2 separate regions of the Homo sapiens genome follow, and region 2 is linked to region 1. A link is an interaction called in ENCODE POLR2A ChIA-PET data of the cell type or tissue named here. Cell type or tissue: HepG2. All regions are shown on one strand. Links, peaks and the distances in the headings refer to the core of each region. The heading gives the core; the rest is flanking DNA. Region 1 has its middle 46 kb from the start of MYH9-DT. Region 2 overlaps IL2RB-AS1 (IL2RB and C1QTNF6 antisense RNA 1).

The links. ChIA-PET counts read pairs that join two places held together with the same protein. Peaks named below come from ENCODE experiments on the same cell type or tissue, not always from the same donor. Only the 100,000 strongest peaks of a DNase experiment are listed, where the experiment ranks them.
Region 2: POLR2A ChIA-PET joins it to region 1 with 5 read pairs; 1 of 35 experiments calls an interaction of 5 or more read pairs at or near these places.

The regions. Positions count from the first base shown.
Region 1 is chr22:36,429,464-36,439,829 of GRCh38, reverse strand. No RefSeq gene overlaps it. Among named protein-coding and RNA genes, the nearest start is that of MYH9-DT, 46 kb to the right of the region's middle. RefSeq lists enhancers at 3,399-4,034, 4,056-4,185, 7,213-7,848. In HepG2, for the core only: no CTCF peak of the experiment used is centred there; DNase peaks (open chromatin) are centred at 4,139 and 4,999; H3K4me3 peaks cover 1,312 bases.
Region 2 is chr22:37,174,031-37,184,396 of GRCh38, reverse strand. It overlaps IL2RB-AS1 (IL2RB and C1QTNF6 antisense RNA 1), which reads right to left. Exons shown (of 2, transcript NR_199008.1): 2 at 1-1,968. C1QTNF6 (C1q and TNF related 6) reads left to right here. Exons shown (of 3, transcript NM_031910.4): 3 at 1,662-4,231. The coding sequence ends at 2,209. It also overlaps a transcript of IL2RB not described here. Among named protein-coding and RNA genes, the nearest start is that of C1QTNF6, 9.0 kb to the left of the region's middle. RefSeq lists enhancers at 3,051-3,910, 3,911-4,771 and a promoter at 9,145-9,403. In HepG2, for the core only: no CTCF peak of the experiment used is centred there; DNase peaks (open chromatin) are centred at 5,636 and 5,956; H3K27me3 peaks cover 648 bases.

The DNA.
Region 1 (10,366 bases), core at 3,052-5,551:
GGACAAAAGAGCCTAATTATGTTATTCATTTTTTTGCCTGCATGAAATAGTTACATGGTACAAAATTCAAAAGGTACAAAGCGGGCACAGTAAGACAAAGTCTTCTACCCTGTCTTGTTCCTGCCACCTAGGTCCTCTTCCAAGAAGCAGCCCATGTTTCCAGTTGCTTATACTTAACATACTTCCTATACTCTTCTTTTTTTTTGAGACAGAGTATCGCTTTGCAACCTCCAACTCCCTGGTTCAAGCGATGGTCTTGCCTCAGCCTCCCTAGTAGCTGAGATTACAGGCACACGCCACCATGCCCAGTATTTTTAGTAGAGACGGGATTTCACCATGTTGGCCAGGATGGTTTCAATCGCTTGACCTCGTGATCTGCCTGCCTTGGCCTCCCAAAGTGCTGGGATTACAGGCGTGAGCCACCACACCAGGCCATTTTTTTTTTTTAAGACGGAGTTTCGCTCTTGTTGCCCAGGCTGTAGTGTAATGGCACAATCTCCGCTCACTGCAACCTCCGCCTCCCGGGTTCAAGCGATTCTCCCACTTCAGTCTCCCGAGTAGCTGGGATTACAGACGCATGCCACCAGGCCTGGCTAATTTTTTTATTTGTGTTTTTAGTAGAGGCAGGGTTTCACCATGTTGGCCAGGTGGGTCTCAAACTCCTGACCTCAGGTGATCCACCTGCCTCGGCCTCCCAAAGTGCTACGATTACAGGTGTGAGACACGGCACCTGGCTAATAAATTTCTATCATCTATAAATTACCCATGTCTAAGGTATTTTGTTACCACAGCCCAAACAGACAGCATTTCATATCAGCACATACAGAACTTTCTCATTTTTTTCTTTCACTGTGTTTAGGGTTGCCCGATAAAATACAAGATGCCTACTTAAATTTGAATTATTTGCATTTCCAATACAGAAAAAGAACTTTTTAGTGTAAGTTTGTCCCATGCAATATTTGGGACATACTTATGCTAGAAAGTTATTTATTTATCTGAAATTCAAGCCAGCTGTTCCGTATTTGTATTTGTTAAATCTGACCACCCTTGTTACCTTATATGGGAGCTCCTTATTTTAAATCACTGGGGGCTTCAGGAACCAGGTGCCTGGACTTGGTGGGTGTCCATTCTCTGACTGTATTCTGAATTAGGCTCTAGAGGCTCCAGGGTTTGTGTCCAGTGCTGAATTTCCACCTCCAGGCCCCATTTACTGAAATAAGAAATTAGCTGGGTGTGGTGGCTCATGCTTGTAATCTTTGTACTTTGGGAGGTGGGAGGATCCCTTGAGACCAGGAGTTCGAGACCAGGCCGGGCAATATAGTGAGATTCCCATCTCTACAAAAAAATTTTTTTAAATTATCCAGGTGTGGTGGTTCACACTAGTAATCTCAGCAATTTGGGAGGGTGAAGTGGGAGGATCGCTTGAACCCAGGAATTGGAGGATGCAATGAGGTATGATCATGCCACTGCACTCTAGCCTGGGTGACAGAGTGAGACCCTGACTTTTTTTTTTTTTTCTTAAGACGGAGCCTCGCCCTATCGCCCAGGCTGGAGTGCAGTGGCTCAGTCTCAGCTCACTGCAACCTCTGCCTCCCAGGTTCAAGCAATTCTCCTGCCTCAGCCTCCTGGTAGCTGGGATTACAGGCATGTACCACCACACCTGGCTAATTTTTGCGTTTTTAGTAGAGATGGAGTTTCACCATGTTGACCAGGCTGGTCTCGAACTCCTGACCTCAAGTGATCCACCCACTTCAGCCTCCCAAAGTGCTGGGATTACACCGCTCCCGGCTTGAGACCCTGACTCTTAAAAAAAAAAGAAAAGAAACAAAAAGAAAAAGAAGCCAGGCACTGTGGCTCACACCTGTAATCCCAGCACTTTGGATGGCCGAGGCAGGAAGATGCTTGTGTCCAGGAGTTCGAGATCAGCCTAGGTAACAAAGTGAGACCTCATCTCTACAAAAAATAAATCAAAACTAGCTGGGCATGGTGGCATGAGCCTGAGGTCCCAGCTACTTGGGAGGCTGAGGTGGGAGGATGGCTCAAGCCTGGAAGGTCAAGGCTACAGTGAGCTGTGATTGTACCACTGCAGTCTAGCCTGGGTGACAGAGTGAGACCTTGTCTCAAAAAAAAAAAAAAAGAAAGAAAGAAAGAAATGAAAAGCCCATAGAGTGGCCAGGCGCAGTGGCTCACACCTGTAGTCCCAGCACTTTGGGAGGCCGAGGTGGGTGGATCACCTGAGGTCAGGAGTTCGAGACAGCCTGGCCAACATAGTGGAACCCCATCTCTACTAAAAATACAAACATTAGCTGGGCGTGGAGGCACGTGCCTGTAATCCCAGCTACTCAGGAGGATGGGCCAGGAGAATCGCTTGAACTCGGGAGGTGGAGGTTGCAGTGAGCCAAGATCAAGCCACTGTACTCCAGCCTGGGTGACAGAGCAAGACTCCGTCTTGGGAAAAAAATAAATAAATAAAAAGATCAGGCAGGGCACAGTGGCTCACGCCTGTAATCCCAGCACTTTGGGAAGCTGAGGCGGGTGGATCACTTGAGGTCAGGAGTACGAGAACAGCCTGGCCAACATGCTGAAACCTCGTCTCTACTAAAAAAATAAATAAATAAATACAAAAATTAGCTGGGCGTGGTGGCGCATGCCTGTAGTACCAGCTACTCATGAAGCTGAGGCAGGAGAATCACTTGAACTCGGGAGATGGAGGTTGCAGTGAGCCGAGATTGCGCCACTGTACTCCAGCCTGGGCAACAGAGCGAGACTCTGTCTCAAAAAAAAAAAAAAAAAAAAAAGATCAGACCTATTCTCCTGAGCTGGACACTGAGAGGCAGACGGGTAAATCATTTTATTGTTTGCTGAGGTCCCCCAACCAGGAAGTGGTAGTGCTGGAATTTTAACCCAGATATATTTGACGCCAAGGCTCAAACTCTTTCCACTGGGATTATTAACCCTTATCAGTACATCTGTGCCATGTTTTCAGGTAAGAAAACTGAGTAGTGTGATAAGCCGTCTGCCTGTGACACTTTATTTTTTGTTTGTTTGAGACGGAGTTTCGCTCTTGTTGCCCAGGCTGGAGTGCAATGACATGATCTTGGTTCACCGCAACCTCTGCCTCCCAGGTTCAAGCAATTCTCCTGCCTCAGCCTCCCAAGTAGCTGGGATTACAGGCATGTGCCACCACGCCCTGCTAATTTTGTATCTGTAGAGATGGGGTTTCTCCTTGTTGGTCAGGCTGGTCTCAAACTCCCAACCTCAGGTGATCTGCCCACCTCGGCCTCCCAGAGTGCTGGGATTACAGGCGTGAGCCACCATGCCCGGCCTCCACTTTAGTTTTACAAGGGCCCAAAGCAGGAACAAACCTCCAGTCCTGTGGCCTACAGGATGACAGCCTAAGCCCTCCTATCCCCCACTTGACCTTCAATGCCCATAGGGAACCTGCCCCAGCCCATTTCTCATCTGCTGTTCTGGTCATCTTCCCAAAAGACCAACCCTTTCCTTGCCTCCATATTTCTACACTTTGACACTTTGGGTCAAGTGGAAAAAGTCTGGTGGAAGAACTAGTTCTAAATATCAGCTTAGTCACTTACTTGCTGTGTGACTATGGGCAAGCCACTTGACCTCTCTGAGTCTCACTTTGCTCAGCTGGAAAATGAGAAAAGATATGCCTAAGTCTTAGCACTTGTCTGATGATTAATATGCATAAGCTGAAGGAATGAAGGGGGGGTATTTATTGTGCCCCTGCCGCGTGCCAGACCCGGTGAGAGACACTGGCGACGCTGTGGTGAACCCGGCAGTCACAGTGGCTGCTTTTCTGGGGACTGTTCTTGAAGTGGAGGGTGTGATCTATTGCAGCAGGAGGTTGAGTAACTGAGCCTTTGTAACTGTGAGCAGGATTCCTCCTGAGCTGAAGATGAGTGCCTTAAGCCAGGTGTGAGGGTGGGGAAATACCCTAATTTGACAGACGAGGAAAGGAAACTTCCCGCACTCCGCTTTAAGTGGTGGGGCCAGGATTCAAACCCAGGGGCTGCTTTGATGGGCCACCCTGGTTTCCTCTTGCATCCGCACTGCTGAGCAGAGAGCCCGGCACCTAGCGGGATATCAAAGACACAGAGGCCGCCAGCAGTGAAAGCTGTGTTGAAAAGAAGCTAGAGGAAGCTGGTGAAAACCAGAGGTTAGGAGGTGGGGACAGGGAAGGCCGTGAAGGGAGGGGCCTTTTATTGACCAGCCAGCCCTCGGCCAGGTCCCTGCCTCAGACGTGCATGTTGGCAGGAAGAACCTGGCTGGGCATCTCTGTGACTGTGGTTGAATGAAGGAGCACCTGAGCCTTCCTTTTTTTCTTTTTTCTTTTTTTTTCTGAGATGGAATTGTGCTCTTGTTGCCCAGGCTGGAGTGCAATGGCGCGATCCCGGCTCACTGCAACCTCCCCCTCCCACGTTCAAGCAGTTCTCCTGCCTCAGCCTCCTGAGTAGCTGGGATTACAGGCATGTGCCACCACGCCCGGCTAATTTTGTATTTTTAGTAGAAACAGGGTTTCTCCATGTTGGTCAGCCTGGTGTTGAACTCCCAACCTTAGGTGATCCGCCTGCCTCGGCCTCCTAAAGTGCTGGGATTACAGGCGTGAGCCACTACGCCTGGCGCACCTGAGTCTTTCTAGTCCAGGCTGAGCTCTGGGCCGTTCAGCGCTTCTCAAACCCACAGCAGTGCCTCATTGCAAGAGGAGCTGGTGGGATACAGGAGAAAGTGGGGAGGGAAAAGGCGGGTCAAGGAACTGAACTAGAGGCTCACTCGACAGTTCTCCAGGTCTTTGTTGTTTACTGAAGGAACCTTATGAACGTGGCCTTCGCACTCCCTGCTCTGTCTGTGTTTGTTTTAATATAACCGATTCCCTCCCCTCTTGCCAACAAAGGGTTGGAGTAAAACTGACTGCATAGAGCCTGCCTAACTGTGCACTGTCCCTCGCTGTGGACTCTGCACCCCTAGCGCAGGAGGGTCCCAGGGCTCCAGGGGCGAGGCCCCACAGGCACCCCCTTCCCTCCACACAGCCGGTCTTTCCCTCCTCCATTCTCAGACCTCACCCTCCCCACATGTCATAAAGGTCCTGTGCCCTGACCTCACTGAGTCACCTGTTTCTCTGTATCTCTATGTTTCTGTGGCTGCTTCTACCCCTAGACAGTGGCCTCCAACACTTAATTATGGTGGGCAGGGCCACGGTCTGCCTCCCTCGGTGTCCTCAGCACAGCAGGCCTAGCCTGGGTAGGTGGACCCTGGGAAAAGAAATGAGTGAATGAGGCCGGGCGCGGTGGCTCACGCCCGTAATCCCAGCACTTTGGGAGGTCGAGGAGGGCAGATCGCTTGAGGCCAGGAGTTTGAAACCAGCCTGGCCAACATGGTGAAATCCCGTCTCTGCTAAAAATACAAAAACTAGCCAGGCGTGGTGGCTCACGTTTGTAACGCCAGCTGCTCGGGAGGCTGAGGCAGGAGAATCGCTTGAACCCGGTAGGCGGAGGTTGCAGTGAGCCGAGATCGCGCCACTGCACTCCAGCCTGGGCAATAGAGCGAGACTCCATTTCAAAAGAAAGAAAGGAAAGAAAAGAATGAAAGAAAGAAAGAAAGAGAAAAAGAAAGAAAGAAGAAAGAAAGAAAGAAAGAAAGAAAGAAAAAAGAAAGAACGAAAGAAAGAAAAGAGAAAAAGAAAGAAAGAAGAAAGAAAGAAAGAAAGAAAGAAAGAAAGGAAGGAAGGAAGGAAGGAAGGAAGGAAGGAAGGAAGGAAGGAAGAAAGAAATGAGTGAATGAACAAATGGAAGGGCAGTAGGCCCTCTGGGGCTGCGGTGAGCCAGATAATGACCCAAAGATGTCCATGTCCTGATCCCGCAAACCTGCAAATGTGTTAACCTACATGGCAAAAGGGACTTTGCAGATGTGACGGAGTTAGGAATCTGGAGATGGGAAGAAATTCCACCTACGGCCAGCGGCTTCAGTCCCTGCCTGAGCCCCAGCCCGCCCCTCCCGCTGGCCTGCCTGCACCTGTCAGCCTTTCCCAGCCAGCCCCACAATCACATGTGCCAATTCCTTGCAATCTATCTGTCCATCTTTATCTCTGCCTCTATATTTCCTCCAGGTTCTGTTTCTCTGGTTAAGCCCTGACTGATACAGGAGCCCAGGAGATTGGCCTCCTGGGTCTGTATTTGGGAGACCACTCAGAATGTGGCGGAGGTGGGTAGGGGAGAGCCGGCCCAGGAATAGTCCGGGGAGTCTGGTGCCCTTCAGTTGGAGCCTGTGTTGCACCCACATCTCCAGGGCCAGGAGGCTGGTCCTGTTGACCTTGGCTGTGGGCCCAGTGGAGGTGGAGTGCAGGCCCCCACAGGCAGCTGAGCAAACAGGGGAGTGGGGGCTGGGGGAGCAGAGCTGGGGAAGGGACGGGGAGAGGAAGGAGCCGTGGGATGCAGGTGAGGACAAAGAGTGGGCCTGGAGGTGCTGGGAAAGCCGGGCCAACCCTGCCAAGTCCTGCTCCTGTGTCTAGCCTGTGGCCACGCTGAGCCAGGCCCTGGGGACACCACGGAAGACACGACATAGCTCCTGCCCGCATGAAGCACACTGTCCCCGTCCCTGAGCTGCCTGGACCCCCAGTGAGTGCAGCTTCTGGCGCATAGTAAATAGCTATGGAATGAATGATCTGAGACCAGACTCCAGCCAACAGAGGTCCTAGAAAGAGGCATTTGACAAATAAGGCCTGGGAAGAGAGAAAAGGATGACCTGGTGGAGACCTGGAGTAGGGAGTGGGATGAGAAGGGGCCTGGGCTGGGAGGACCAGCTGCCCATGCATGTCCAGGGCAGCCCCACAGCCCTGCGGAGAAGAGTTCTTTTCCGGTCTCACCTCCATCCATCCACCCCCATGCGTGGCTAATTTTCCTTTTTAGGGACAGCTGCCCTTCCCGCTCCCCACAGAGTAATCGGAGCCAGAATCTCTGCCTGGTTTCTGAGAACCCCATCTGCCCAGACCTCGCCTGGACTGTGGTTTTAGCAAATAATTTGGATCCTTCTAGAGCTTGGGGGAGGAAGCTTCCGCCCCTTCCTCCTTAGTGGTGTTAAGAAATGCTCAGCATTCCTGGGTTAAGAGGGCCAGGGGCCATTCTTCTCAGCACAGGGACAGACCCAGAGGAACAAAATGAAGAAGGAACCCAGCACCCGTCCCAGGCTCTCAGCTCCTTCCCGGGGGTCACCTGGGGACTGGCAGGTGAGGCCAATTCATTCAGCTCCCAGGGAAGGAGGCCTTGGGGAGCCCGAGAATGTTCAAGAGCAAGTTCCTGGGGCTTCCCGCACAGGGTTCTGAGCTCCTGTCTCAGAGCTCCCAGAGGAGGCCCTGTCTGGTTCCTGCTAGTCTCCGCATCATGTCTAGTCCAGCCTGGCACCGGGGAGCACTCCATGAGGGTTTATGGATCGGATGCAGGGCGGAGAAGTAGGATGTAGGGTATCAGAAATGGCCTCCAGGAGGGCCCACATCTATGCTGTGGGAAGTAAACAGTGAGCCTGGGGGGTGTGCGCCGGGGCTCAGGCGCTGCTACAGGCCGGATGTGAGGACTCCCATTTATTCCTCACACAGCGCTGTGATTGTGCTACCACGATACCCCCATATCACAGATGAAGGGGCCAGAGCCCAGAAAGGGTAAGTAACTTGTCCAAGGACACACAGCAGATAAGTGCAGGGACCAGTATTTGGACTCCAGAGTTCCTGCTTTTTTGTTTTGTAGAGATGAGTCTCACTAGGTTGCCCAGGCTGGTTTCCAACTCCTGGCCTAAAGCAATCCTCCTGCGTCAGCCTCCTGAGTTGCTGGGACTAGATGCACGGCTACTGCACCCAGCCTGAAGTCCCTGCTTTTAAGTGCTAGGCACACTGCCTCTGGAGAGGGAGGAGGAGAAGTAAAGGCCTGGGTGAGGGGCAGTGAACATGAGATACTTGAGAAAAATAAGAAGGCCCGAGGGGCCAGGTATCGGTGATGACTCATGTCGGTAATACCAGCACTTTGGGAGGCTGAGGCAAGAGGATCACTTGAGCCCAGAAGTTTGGGGCCAGCCAGGGCAACATAGTGAGACCCCCATCTCTACCAAAAAATAGAAAAAATTAGCGGGGCATGGTGGCACATGCCTATGGTCCTGCTACTCAGGAGGCTGAGACAGGAGGATCACTTGAGTCCGGGAGGTTGAGGCTGCAGTGAGCCATGATCATGCCACTGCACTCCAGCCTAGGTGACAGAGTGAGACCCCGTCTCAAAAACAAACAAACAAAAAACCCCAAGGCTGCGGAGCTGATGCGGTGGGTAAGGGTGAGACTCAGGACTCCACTTTCTCTGTCCTGCCCATTGGCGTTCCAGGTAGGACGTCCTTGGGAGACATGGTTTGCTACGTATAGCTACATGGAAAGATCCCAGGACTAACCAACTTGTAAAGCCCTTAGGGCAGGAAGATTTTAGGGTAACTCTTGCATCTGGCTTGGGGTCAGCACGCACTCAGGCCTGCTCTGAGATGGAGGACCACTGGCTCAGTTTACCTTTGGAATGGGCAGGGTCGGGGAGCAGCAAGGACAGGGCCAGGAGTTGGGAAGTCCTGGGCCCATCCCAGACCCTAAGCCCCCTCTGTAACAGTGAGACCCTGGGCACGTCACCTAAGCACTCTGGGCCTCCAATGATAATCCCCTGTCCACCTGGTGTTTTAGTGGGTCAATATGACAGCCGCTGTTCATTCGGCACTGCTAGTGTGTTACCTCGGTGACTCATTCCGGTGACCTACTGGTCACCCCATTCAGCAGATGCTTCCTGGGAAGATGGTGAAGACAAACTGAGCCTTTATGTCCGAATGGCTCTTTACAACCTGCAAAAGGCACTTTCGGACCTAATTCAATTTGATCTTCACACAAATCCAGAAGCCAGGCAGGCATGCTTCATCGTTCCATTTAAAGTTGAAGAAACTGGCTGAGCACGGTGGCTCATGCCTGTAATCCTGTAATCCCAGCTCTTTGGGAGGCTGAGGAAGGAGAATTGCTTGAGGCGAGGAGCAACATGGCAAGACCCTGTCTCTACAAAAAATAAAAATAAAAATAGGTTAGGCACAGTGGCTCATGCCTGTAATCCCAGCACTTTGGGAGGCCGAGATGGGTGGATCACCTGAGGTCGGAAGTTCGAGACCAGCCTGACCAACATGGAGAAACCCCGTCTCTACTAAAAATACAAAACTAGCTGGGCGTGGTGGTGCATGCCTGTAATCCCAGCTACTCGGGAGGCTGAGGCAGGAGAATCACTTGAACCCGGGAGGTGAGCCAAGATCATGCCATTGCACTCCAGCCTGGGCAACAAGAGCGAAATTCTGTCTCAAAAAATAAAATAAATAAACTAAAATAAATAAATAAAAATCATAATTTTTTTAAAGATGAAGAAACCAAGGCAAGCAAAGAAGTGGCTTGCTCAAGATTCATTGATCATTAGGGAACAAAAAAGACCTTCAATCTGGGATTTTTTGACTCCCTGTTCAGTACTTTTTTTACCCGAACCCCCCCCCCCAAAAAAAAGGATACTTTTATAAGCATCCAACACCATTCATCTTGCTGTCTTATCCCAGAATCCTGATCAGAATTCAGATAGTTTGCCGGCCGGGTGCAGTGGTTCACACCTGTAATCCCAGCACTTTGGGAGGCCGAGGCGGGTGGATCGCCTGAGGTCAGGAGTTTCAGACCAGCCTGGCCAACACGGCAAAACCCGTCTCTACTAAAAATGCCAAAATTAGCTGGGTGTGGTGGTGCATGCCTGTGATCCCAGCTACTTGGGAGGCTGAAGCAGGAGAATTGCTTGAACTGGGAGACAGAGGTTGCAGTGAACCGAGATTGCACCACTGCACTCCAGCCTGGGCAATAGACCAAGACTCCATCTAAAAAAAAAAAAAAAAAAAGAATTAACTAATAGTTTGCCATGAATGGAGGATTTTAAAACATGGGAAAATTTTTTTAAAAAATAATTAAAATAGTAGTAATGACAATAGCTACCCTCACTGAGCTGTTTTTTTTTGTTGTTGTTTAGTAAAGACAAGGTTTCACCATGCTGGCCAGGCTGGTCTCGAACTCCTGACCTCAGATGATCTCAGCCTCCCAAAGTGCTGGGATTACAGGCATGAGCCACTGCGCTCAACCTAAGAGCCCACATTTTCAGTCTCTGTGTATCCCTCTACGGCAGTCAGCATTTTGCTTTACGAACAGTATGAGGGCTCCACAAATTTATTTATTTATTTATTTATTTTATTTTATTTTATTTTATTTTTTGAGACGGAGTTTCGCTCTTGTTGCCCAGGCTGGAGTGCAATGGCACCATCTCAGCTC
Region 2 (10,366 bases), core at 4,567-7,066, 740 kb before region 1:
ACGGCTGTGACCAGGCCTTGACATCCTTAGCGTCCGTCTCTGCCCACAACAGCCCGTGAGGTCGATATTTTCTTATTCCTCCCACTTTGCAGATGGGGAAACCCAGTCTCCTGGGGCCACACAGCTGTCAGGGATGGAGCCAGGATTTGTTCCTGAGCTCTCCCCGGGGACACTCACTGCACAGCCAGTGGTCACCTGGCACCTGGCCTGCCCTTGTTCTGATTTCGTGGTGAGGACGTTGCTCTTCCTCACACCCCCCTCCCCACCCAGCTTCCCCAGGGCTGACTTAGCTCTCTGCATGAGGTTGGAGAGGTGCCTGGCTGCTGATGGTCCCTCCTCATTGCCCTCCCCAAACCCAGGGTCACTGCTCCTGGGCCCAGCTCAGCAGCCTGCTGGGAGGTGGGTAGGCTGCCGTGAGGGACCTCGGGCTGGCTTTGGGAGTCCTGGGTCCCAGCCTCACCTCTTCTGCCCCCTTGCCCAGTGAGTCAGGCTGGTCTCTCCCCCGCCCTGAGCTTGCTGCCTTATTTGTAAAAAGAAGATAGTCCCTTCGTCCTGTCCACCCTCCACTCCTTCCTTTCCTTGGGCTGGGGCACAACAAACTTCCTGCACAAGGTCTAGAGCTGTGCAGGTGAGGACGTGGTTCTCCAGCCAGGCGGTGGAGCCAGAACCCTGCAGAGCTGTGGCCTTGCCCTGCCCAGCTCTCTGGGCTTCCACCTCAAGGGCCTGTGCCCTCCTTTCTGTCCCCTTCCCCCCCTGTGGAAAACACAGGGCCTTCTAGCCCATGCAAGGATGTGGTTGCTCGTGTGACTCCAGGCACTGTGACAGGTGGCAGGGAGCTATGTGAGGTCGGGTCCCTCCAGGCGTGGGTGGTCACCTGCTTTTCTTATGTTGAAAGTCAGCCTGGACTAAGGGCCGGGCAGGGCTGTGCCTGCCTGGGGGCCATTGTAGATGCTGCCAGACCTCAGAGCAGGTCGGGATGGGCCAGCCGTGCTGGGTGAACTGTTCTGCCTCTTAGTTGCAGAGTTTGCAAAGTGCTTTCCCACAGGACATTTTGTTGAGGGCTCACAAACACCCCTGAGGTGGACATAATCCTCTTTAAAATATAGACCAGAAAACCGAGACCCCAGCCGTGGAGTGCCCGAGGTCACACAGGGCAGGACTGCCAACCAAGGGCTTCCTGGCTCCTAACCTGGGCTTTTCCTCCAGGTGGGCAAATGTATTTTTCTTGGTTTCTTCCCTGGGTCAGAAACCCAAAGTATGTTCCAGCACACCCCACATCCCTGCCAGCCTGGACTGCGCTGTGGTCCTGGGGTGGGGGCCTGGGCCTGGCCTCCCAGAGACACCAGTCGGACCCTCCCTGCTGGGTGAGGGGAAGTCAAGTCACCCTGGGGACAGACCATATTTTAAGTCCTGCCTCTTCTGCTCCTGCACTGTGTGGCCCGGGGTGAGTCACTCACCCTCTCTGTGAAGTGAAGACGGTCATGATGTTTTCTTTAGGCAGGCATGTGGGGAGGCAATGTCTGGCATACAGTAGGTGCTAAATAAATGCTGGCTTCTTCTCTGGGCCAGGACAGGGGCAGAGCCGTCACAGATGAGTGTGGGCACCTCCTTGGAGCAGGCTCAGATGTCCACCCTGACTTGTCCCCTTTTTATCCCCACAGGTGACAAAGGGGACCCAGGCCCAATGGGCCTGCCAGGGTACATGGGCAGGGAGGGTCCCCAAGGGGAGCCTGGCCCTCAGGGCAGCAAGGGTGACAAGGGGGAGATGGGCAGCCCCGGCGCCCCGTGCCAGAAGCGCTTCTTCGCCTTCTCAGTGGGCCGCAAGACGGCCCTGCACAGCGGCGAGGACTTCCAGACGCTGCTCTTCGAAAGGGTCTTTGTGAACCTTGATGGGTGCTTTGACATGGCGACCGGCCAGTTTGCTGCTCCCCTGCGTGGCATCTACTTCTTCAGCCTCAATGTGCACAGCTGGAATTACAAGGAGACGTACGTGCACATTATGCATAACCAGAAAGAGGCTGTCATCCTGTACGCGCAGCCCAGCGAGCGCAGCATCATGCAGAGCCAGAGTGTGATGCTGGACCTGGCCTACGGGGACCGCGTCTGGGTGCGGCTCTTCAAGCGCCAGCGCGAGAACGCCATCTACAGCAACGACTTCGACACCTACATCACCTTCAGCGGCCACCTCATCAAGGCCGAGGACGACTGAGGGCCTCTGGGCCACCCTCCCGGCTGGAGAGCTCAGGTGCTGGTCCCGTCCCCTGCAGGGCTCAGTTTGCACTGCTGTGAAGCAGGAAGGCCAGGGAGGTCCCCGGGGACCTGGCATTCTGGGGAGACCCTGCTTCTATCTTGGCTGCCATCATCCCTCCCAGCCTATTTCTGCTCCTCTCTTCTCTCTTGGACCTATTTTAAGAAGCTTGCTAACCTAAATATTCTAGAACTTTCCCAGCCTCGTAGCCCAGCACTTCTCAAACTTGGAAATGCATGCGAATCACCCGGGGTTCGTGTTAAATGCAGATTCTGACTCAGCAGGTCTGAGTGGGTCCAGGATTCTGTGTTTCTCATATGTTCCTGGGTGATGCTGATGGGGTCAGTCTATGAACCACACTGGAGCAACCAGGTTCTAGGACTTTCTCAATATTCTAGTACTTTCTGAACATTCTGGAATCCTCCCCACATTCTAGAATTCTCCCAACATTTTTTTTTCTTGAGACAGAGTCTTGCTCTGTTGCCCAGGCTAGAGTGCAGTGGTGCAATCTCAGTTCACTGCAACCTCTGCCTCCCGGGTTCAAGCGATTCTTCTGCCTCAGCCTCCCTAGTGGCTGGGATTACAGGCGCCTGCTACCATGCCTGGCTAATTTTTGTATTTTTAGTAGAGATGGGGTTTCACCATATTGGCCAGGCTGGTCTTGAACTCCTGACTTCAGGTGACCCACCCGCCTCGGCCTCTCAAAATGCTGGGATTACAGGTGTGAGCCACCGTGCCTGGCCAATTCCAACATTCTTAAATTCTCTCATCCCTCCAGGGCTCCCCGTGCTATGTTCTCTTTACCCCTTCCCCCTCTTCTCTTGCTCAGGCCTGCACCACTGCAGCCACCGTTCATTTATTCATTCATTAAACACTGAGCACTCACTCTGTGCTGGGTCCCGGGAAGGGTGAGGGGGTCAGACACAGGCCCTGCCCCTGCCCTCAGTGACTGGCCAGTCCAGCCCAGGCGGGGAGAGATGTGTACATAGGTTTTAAAGCAGACCCAGAGCTCATGGGGGCCTGTGTTCTGGGTGTTCAGGTGCTGCTGGTCCTCCATTACCCACTGCTCCCCAAGGCTGGTGGGACGGGGTCCCGGTGGCAGGGGCAGGTATCTCCTTCCCGTTCCTCATCCACCTGCCCAGTGCTCATCGTTACAGCAAACCCCAGGGGGCCTTGGCCAGGTCAAGGGTTCTGTGAGGAGAGGACCCAGGAGTGTGGGGGCATTTGGGGGGTGAAGTGGCCCCCGAAGAATGGAACCCACACCCATAGCTCTCCCCACAGCTGATACGGCATCCTGCGAGAAGACCTGCCCTCCTCACTGGGATCCCCTTCCTGCCTCCTCCCAGGGCTCTGCCAGGGCCTTGCTCAGTCCCTTCCACCAAAGTCATCTGAACTTCCGTTTCCCCAGGGCCTCCAGCTGCCCTCAGACACTGATGTCTGTCCCCAGGTGCTCTCTGCCCCTCATGCCCCTCTCACCGGCCCAGTGCCCCGACTCTCCAGGCTTTATCAAGGTGCTAAGGCCCGGGTGGGCAGCTCCTCGTCTCAGAGCCCTCCTCCGGCCTGGTGCTGCCTTTACAAACACCTGCAGGAGAAGGGCCACGGAAGCCCCAGGCTTTAGAGCCCTCAGCAGGTCTGGGGAGCTAGAGCAAAGGAGGGACCTCAGGCCTTCCGTTTCTTCTTCCAGGGTGGGGTGGCCTGGTGTTCCCCTAGCCTTCCAAACCCAGGTGGCCTGCCCTTCTCCCCAGAGGGAGGCGGCCTCCGCCCATTGGTGCTCATGCAGACTCTGGGGCTGAGGTGCCCCGGGGGGTGATCTCTGGTGCTCACAGCCGAGGAGCCGTGGCTCCATGGCCAGATGACGGAAACAGGGTCTGACCAAGTGCCAGGAAGACCTGTGCTATAAACCACCCTGCCTGATCCTGCCCCTGCCTGACCCCGCCACGCCCTGCCGTCCAGCATGATTAAAGAATGCTGTCTCCTCTTGGCGATTCAGACTGGTTCTTTCTGCTCGGCTCCCTCTGCCCACTCTGCGTGCTCCCTGCCCACAAAGAAGCGAGCCCCCAGGTCACTCACGCAGCTGGCGCGCCTTGGAGCTAGTGGCACCAGCATAGAGTCAGCCGTGTCACTCTTTGGTTGTGACCTCGGGCAAGTCCCCATATCTCTGCGCCTCGGTTTCCTGTCTGTAAAATGGGGACAATGGTAATCTACCTCATGCGGTGGACATAAGGATCAGATGCCAGGTTGCTTGATGAGTGCCGCGTTCATGCTCAGCATCTGCTGAGCGCCAACTGTGTGGCGCAGAGCTGAGCACCTGTGCCGTTTATGCTCCAGTGAGGCACACGCAAGCCCCCCCACCTCCCGCCCCGGGGACCCTGTCGCATGTTTTGCGTTTAATTATGATGAGAGAACTGTTGGATCTTCTCTGTGGGAAAACACACACTACTACATTGTACAGTGGAGCATCTTGATGGATCTGGCTTTCTTTTTTTTTTGAGATGGAGTCTCTCTGTCACCCAGGTTGGAGTACAGTGGCGCAATCTTGGCTCTCTGCAACCGCTACCTCCCAGGTTCAAGTGATTCTCTTGCCTCAGCCTCCCGAGTAGCTGGGATTACAGGCGCCCACCACCACGCCCAGCTAATTTTTGTATTTTTAGTAGAGATGGGGGTTTCACCATGTTGGCCAGGCTGGTCTTGAACTCCTGACCTTGTGATCTGCCCACCTCGGCCTCACAAAGTGCCGGGATTACAGGCGTGAGCCACCGTGCCCGGCCTGGCTTTCTAATATGTCGTCAAGTTTGGACTCTCTAGGCTAGCCTGGTGGCTACTCACATAAGTATATTTAAAGTGACCGACGCTGATTTCCCAACAGACTTGACCGGGCATCCTGCTCTATCTGTGTTGTCCCTGGTGTGTTGCATGGCTTTTGGGCACCAGGTGGAAGAAGCATGCTATCGAGAACTGACCATACACCTGTGCCAGGATTCAGCCCAGCCCAGCAGCCCACCTTGCAGGGGCAGACAGGTCTCCGTTTCCTCGGAGGTCCCCTGACACTGAAGGGAGGCTTCCCACTGCACCTCAGGGTCATACAGCTCTTGCCAAAGAGGCTCCTCCCATGTCAGAGGCTACCCCGGGGAGCGATCTCCAGCGTGTTTCTGGGCCAGGCTCTATTTGTACACAATCGGCCTCACCAGCCTTGGGACAAAGGCTGTCCTGAGTGCCAGCCAGGAGCCTTTTGTCGTGTACAGCACAAGGATGAGCCATTTGCTGATCGCTGAGGCAGCAAAGCTTTGAAACTTCTTGCCAAGTGCCTGCAGGAGGATTGAAGCTTATCCTTTGTAAACTGAAGCCAAGTCCCCCAGACAGTTCCAGGCCACATTAGTTCAGGGAACAGAGGCCGGCTGTCTTTGTGTCATCCCATCTGACCCACTGCACACATTCCTCCACCCAGGGCTCAGATGTGGCCTCTGGACTGTCTAGGCCAGGTTTTTTTGCGCTAGGTCTGGGTTTCTGACTCAATGGCACCCGGATGGGTGCTAAGAGCCACTAGATCTTTGTGACAAGCTTCTCCCAATGGGCACGTTCTTGGCGGGGGTTGGTCAAAGGTCCTGGGAAACTGGAGGCCCCCAATCCTGCTGCCAGGTCTGTGGGGCACAGCGTCCCCCAGGAGATCTGCCATGCTTAGTACTGATGACCTCAGCAAGCTGGCTGAATGCCCATGTAATCACCTCTGGGGCAATCCCTTTAAGTTACATATTTTGAAAACGTTTTCCGCCTGAAACGTTAGGCAATGAGGAAGGGGAAGGAAAGGGTGGTCAAGAGGGGAAGCAGCCGTGGGAAATGAAAAATACCCCTGACAAGGAGTGTACCCCAGACAGGGCGACCTCACCCCCACCTTGCCATCGTTTTGTTGAGTGGCCCGGGGCAAGTGCAGGGAAGATTAAGGGGGAAAGGGTGATTAGATGGGAGCCTGAGTTAAAATCAGGGGCAGAGCTGGTGCAGGGATTTTAGCTTGATGGTGTCCCTGGTGACCTGCTGTCTGGATAGATGGGCTGGATCCATTTCATGGGCTAGGTTAGGTTGTGTCTGGAAGTGTTCAGCCTTCCTGGGGAGATGAGCGCAGGAGCTCCTCTGCCACATGGGAGTGTGGGGAAGGGAGTAGATAATTCTTATGTGGCGATCTGGGAAGGCTTCTTAGTGGAGGGGACATGTGGGAAGGGCCTTGGAGGGTGAATAGGAGTCTCAAAGGCACTTGACATGGGGCAAGGAGCTGATGAGAGGAAAGGGTTGCAGGCGGACCAATGTAGTCTATGCTCTGGGCAGTGGGAGAGACCAGTAGGTTGGATAGATGTCTGGAAAGGAGGCAAGGAGAGCAGAATGGGGTTTGAGACAGGAAAGGCCTGGAATGTCAGGCTAAGTCTAGGATTGACCTCTTTCTTAGGTGCTGGGGTGCCTTTAAGAGGCAGATCACTCTGCAGCCAGGTGGAGCACAGGCTGCAGAGGGTGAAGCTGGAGGCAGTGAGGGGGCCTGTGCCATGGTCCAGGGGAGGACATAGAACGCCTAGAAACTGGGTGAATCATGATGTCATCCTGGAGGGGGAGGCATGTCCCCAATTGACTTTGAAGTTGGTGAGAGATTCAACAGCAGAGAGGAGGCAGGAGGGCAGCTGGGGGTTGTTGGGGGGACGGGGTCCAGCTTGGATTAAGGGTCTACCAGGGTGTTTCTCCCACAAGGCTTTCGTTAGCCAGTGGGAAGCCAGCAGGCCGGGGTGCCAGGAGGTGGGCTCCTGTGGCAGCTCTGCCCAGGAGAGTCCCTTGTTTGGCTGGAGGACTGGAGGGTGCTGGGTAAATCGTTTAGCCTTTTTGGGCCCCATATTGTCCTTATCTGTAATATCAGATGCAAAAGCCCTTCTCTCTTACCCCACTGAGGACTTCAGGGTATCCAAGGCTGCAGGGGCATGGCTATTTTCAGAACCCCAAACCAGGACCCATGGAGAAGTGGCAGTGGGACAGAAAACGTGAAATTAGCAGCAGTTGTCCCAGAGAATACTAAGTGTACGGGACAGGGCTGGGGAAGCCTGAGAGAGGTGGTGAGTGCTCAGACGCCGGCATGTATGGAATCTGGAGCCAGGCTGCGGGTTCTGACCCCAGCACACCCTTTCCTTAGACCAGCTCCTGGTTCAGGGCGCACAACATTATTTTTCCTATAGTATGACCGGGGCTTGTCACTTCCTCTCTGTGAGTCTTGGCTTTGTTCCGATAGAGGACTCCACGTGACGATGTATCTCGGTATTAGCAGTGTCTGGCACACAGCCGTGCTCAAATGGCATGGGTTCGATGAGTGACCTCTCTGAGCATCGTGGGAAAGGTGCGGGGCGAAGTGAGAAGCAACAGTCTCTGGCCAGGGAGGAGGCCCTGCAGCCCCCCTCTCCTCTCCCCGCCTCCTCCTCCACTTGGCAGGCCCGTCACAGTAGCCACATACTGCCACGTGTGCGTCTGGAGGAAAGGAGAAACACAGGCAGAAACTTAACATGACCAGAAACAGATGTCAAGAACATTATGGGTGAGGCCAGCGGGTGGCCGCAGGAGCCAGAGAGGAAGGAGGGATTTCCAGGACACGAGTCAAGGGTGCGTGGGGCTAAGCTGGCGTGGCTTTGGAGCAGCTGGCCTTCAGACCCAGGAGGACAGGAGGCGGTGGTGACCAGCACCTGGGGGCTGGGGTCGTAGCATACAGTCAGGTGGGCTGTGGAGTTGCAGCCTGGAGGTGGTGGCATTGGCGGCAGAAGTAGGGTTGCTTCACGGGAGGAAGGAGTCATTGGAGAGGGCTGGCTGTAGGCGCGTGGAGGAAAGAGGTGACCCTCTGCAGGTCAGCAGTAGAGTGGGAGGGTGGGGCGGTTCCTGCAGGTGGCTGGCTGCTCTTCGCTTCTGGTGGGAAGGAATGGATGCCACAAATGCAGATGTATACAAAACAGGCCGTGCTTTAGTTCTCTGAGTAAATTTCACTCCCATTAGGCATTTCCATGGGCTGAAGTCAAAGAAATGTGATTTTGGCAGCTGGGATTCCTCCCCGCCCCCCGATATTTCCCTGCGGCTGCATCTAAGTGCCCCTCCCTGCCAGCAGGGAGGAGCTGGGGCACTCCATGTCCACGTTTCCTCTGCGAGTTTGGCAATGTCCCATCTGCTCTGGGCTCCGGGTCCCACTCCCATACCTCCTGATTCATGCTCACTCCCACAGCGCCTCCCGGGTCCTCATCCCTCTTGGGACACCTGGGTGCTTCCTGTACACAAGTTCCTTGCCTCTCTGAGGGCTGTCTCACCCAGCCCTATCTGCCCGGATACACCCTGGGGCCATTTCTTCCCTGGGGTCTCAGCTGCCTTTCTAGGGTTTTGCCCAGGAAGAGAAGAATGGCTCCTCTGAAGCTCGGATGTCCCAAACCTGTTGGGGGTCTGCCTGGGAAGGAGGAGACAGGATCACTTTGGCCAGGAATCCCAATCCTAACTCATCTCTTGTTTCCCCTCTGCACCTCCCCACCCCGTCACCCAGGGATGACGCTCCTTGAGCTCATCTGAGCTCCTCTGAGTGTCGGGAGAGGGCTCAAGGCAACCTCTCCCAAAGCTTCTGGTGGGGCTCTCCTTGTTCTGAAACCTAAGAACGTGCAGAAGTCTCCCTTTCCCCCTCTGCTTTTTGCCTCGTAGTTTCTGTATTTGTTAAGATGCTTTTGGGTGCAAGGTACACATATTCAACCCAAAGCAGCAAGAGAGAAAAGTAACCCTAAGTCCCAGGCAGGGCGGCTCAGGGTCCGTCAATTCAGCAGCTGAGCAGCTCAGCAGCTCGCTAAGGACCTGGGTCTGCCCCATATCTCCATTCTCAGCACAACAGATTTGCCCTTAGGCCAATGATGTATGATCTGGCTCTGTGTCCCCACCCAAATCTCATCTTGAATTGTAATCCAAATTGCAATCCCCACATGTTGGGGAAGGCACCTGGTGAGAGGCGATTAGATCATGAAGGCGGTTACCCTCATGCTTTTCTCGTGATAGTGAGTGAGTTCTCACGAGTTTTGATGGTTGTATAAGGGACCCTTCCCCCTTCACTCTGCACTTCGCTCTCCTGCCAGCATGTGAAGGTGCCTTGCTTCCCCTTCGCCTTCCACCACGATTGTAAGTTTCCTGAGGCCTCCCCAGCCATGTGGAACCGTGAGTCAATTAAACCTCTTTCCTTTCTAAATTATCCAGCCTCAGGCAGTTCTTCATAGCAGTGTGAGAACGAACTAATACAGCCAGCTTCCCTCAGGGCCACAGGATGGCAGTCTCAAGATGGTGGCCATGAGATTTCTGTTCTGGGTCCAGGTGTCATATCTGGGTATCACCCGCCAGGTCCCAATCTGTTCTGCCAGTGTGCAGCCAATCGCTGTGACTTGGGATTTGCAAAAGAGAAAAGATTGATTCACAAGCCTGCCAAGCAAGGAGGTGGGAGAACAGCGTTCAAATCTGCCTCCCCAAAGACAAGGTTTAGGGATATGAATGGGTTAGAGAAGTGGGGTGATCTAAGGTGTGGGGACAGGTGATTGGCAGTGGGGAAGAATGACGTAACCGGTTTGTTCTGTACAAGCATAGTTGGGGTTCATGGCATTTCATAGGACACATACAGAAAACAGATGCATTGGCCTGATCTGAGCGTGGTGCTTTTGGTCCTCCAATATCAAATGGCCATCTCTTGGGCACATATACGGTTCCCCAGCTGAAGGGTCTCAACTGGTTTCAGCTGGCCCAATTCCTGAAAAACAACCGAAGCCACCATTACCATGGTGACCTATGAATGTTATCTCTAAAGTAGCCAGTGAAGGTTGTTTCAGCATTCAGTGGCAAGGCTTTCAGCTCCCTTGGCCTTCAGCTTCATGGAAAAAAGTCTCAAAACCCAGCGACGAACCCTTCCGTTTCATGGATGTGGCAAGGGTGGGTGAAAGAGAATCAGAGATTCTTCTGTCCAAAAGCCTCTTCTCGCTTCTCATTGGCCACAGCTGGTCACATAACCATACCTAACCCAACCTCGGGGAAGTGAGATTTACCCCTGAACCCTGAGGGGCTGGGCTGGAGCCCCAGGCAAGATCAGAGTCCCACTCA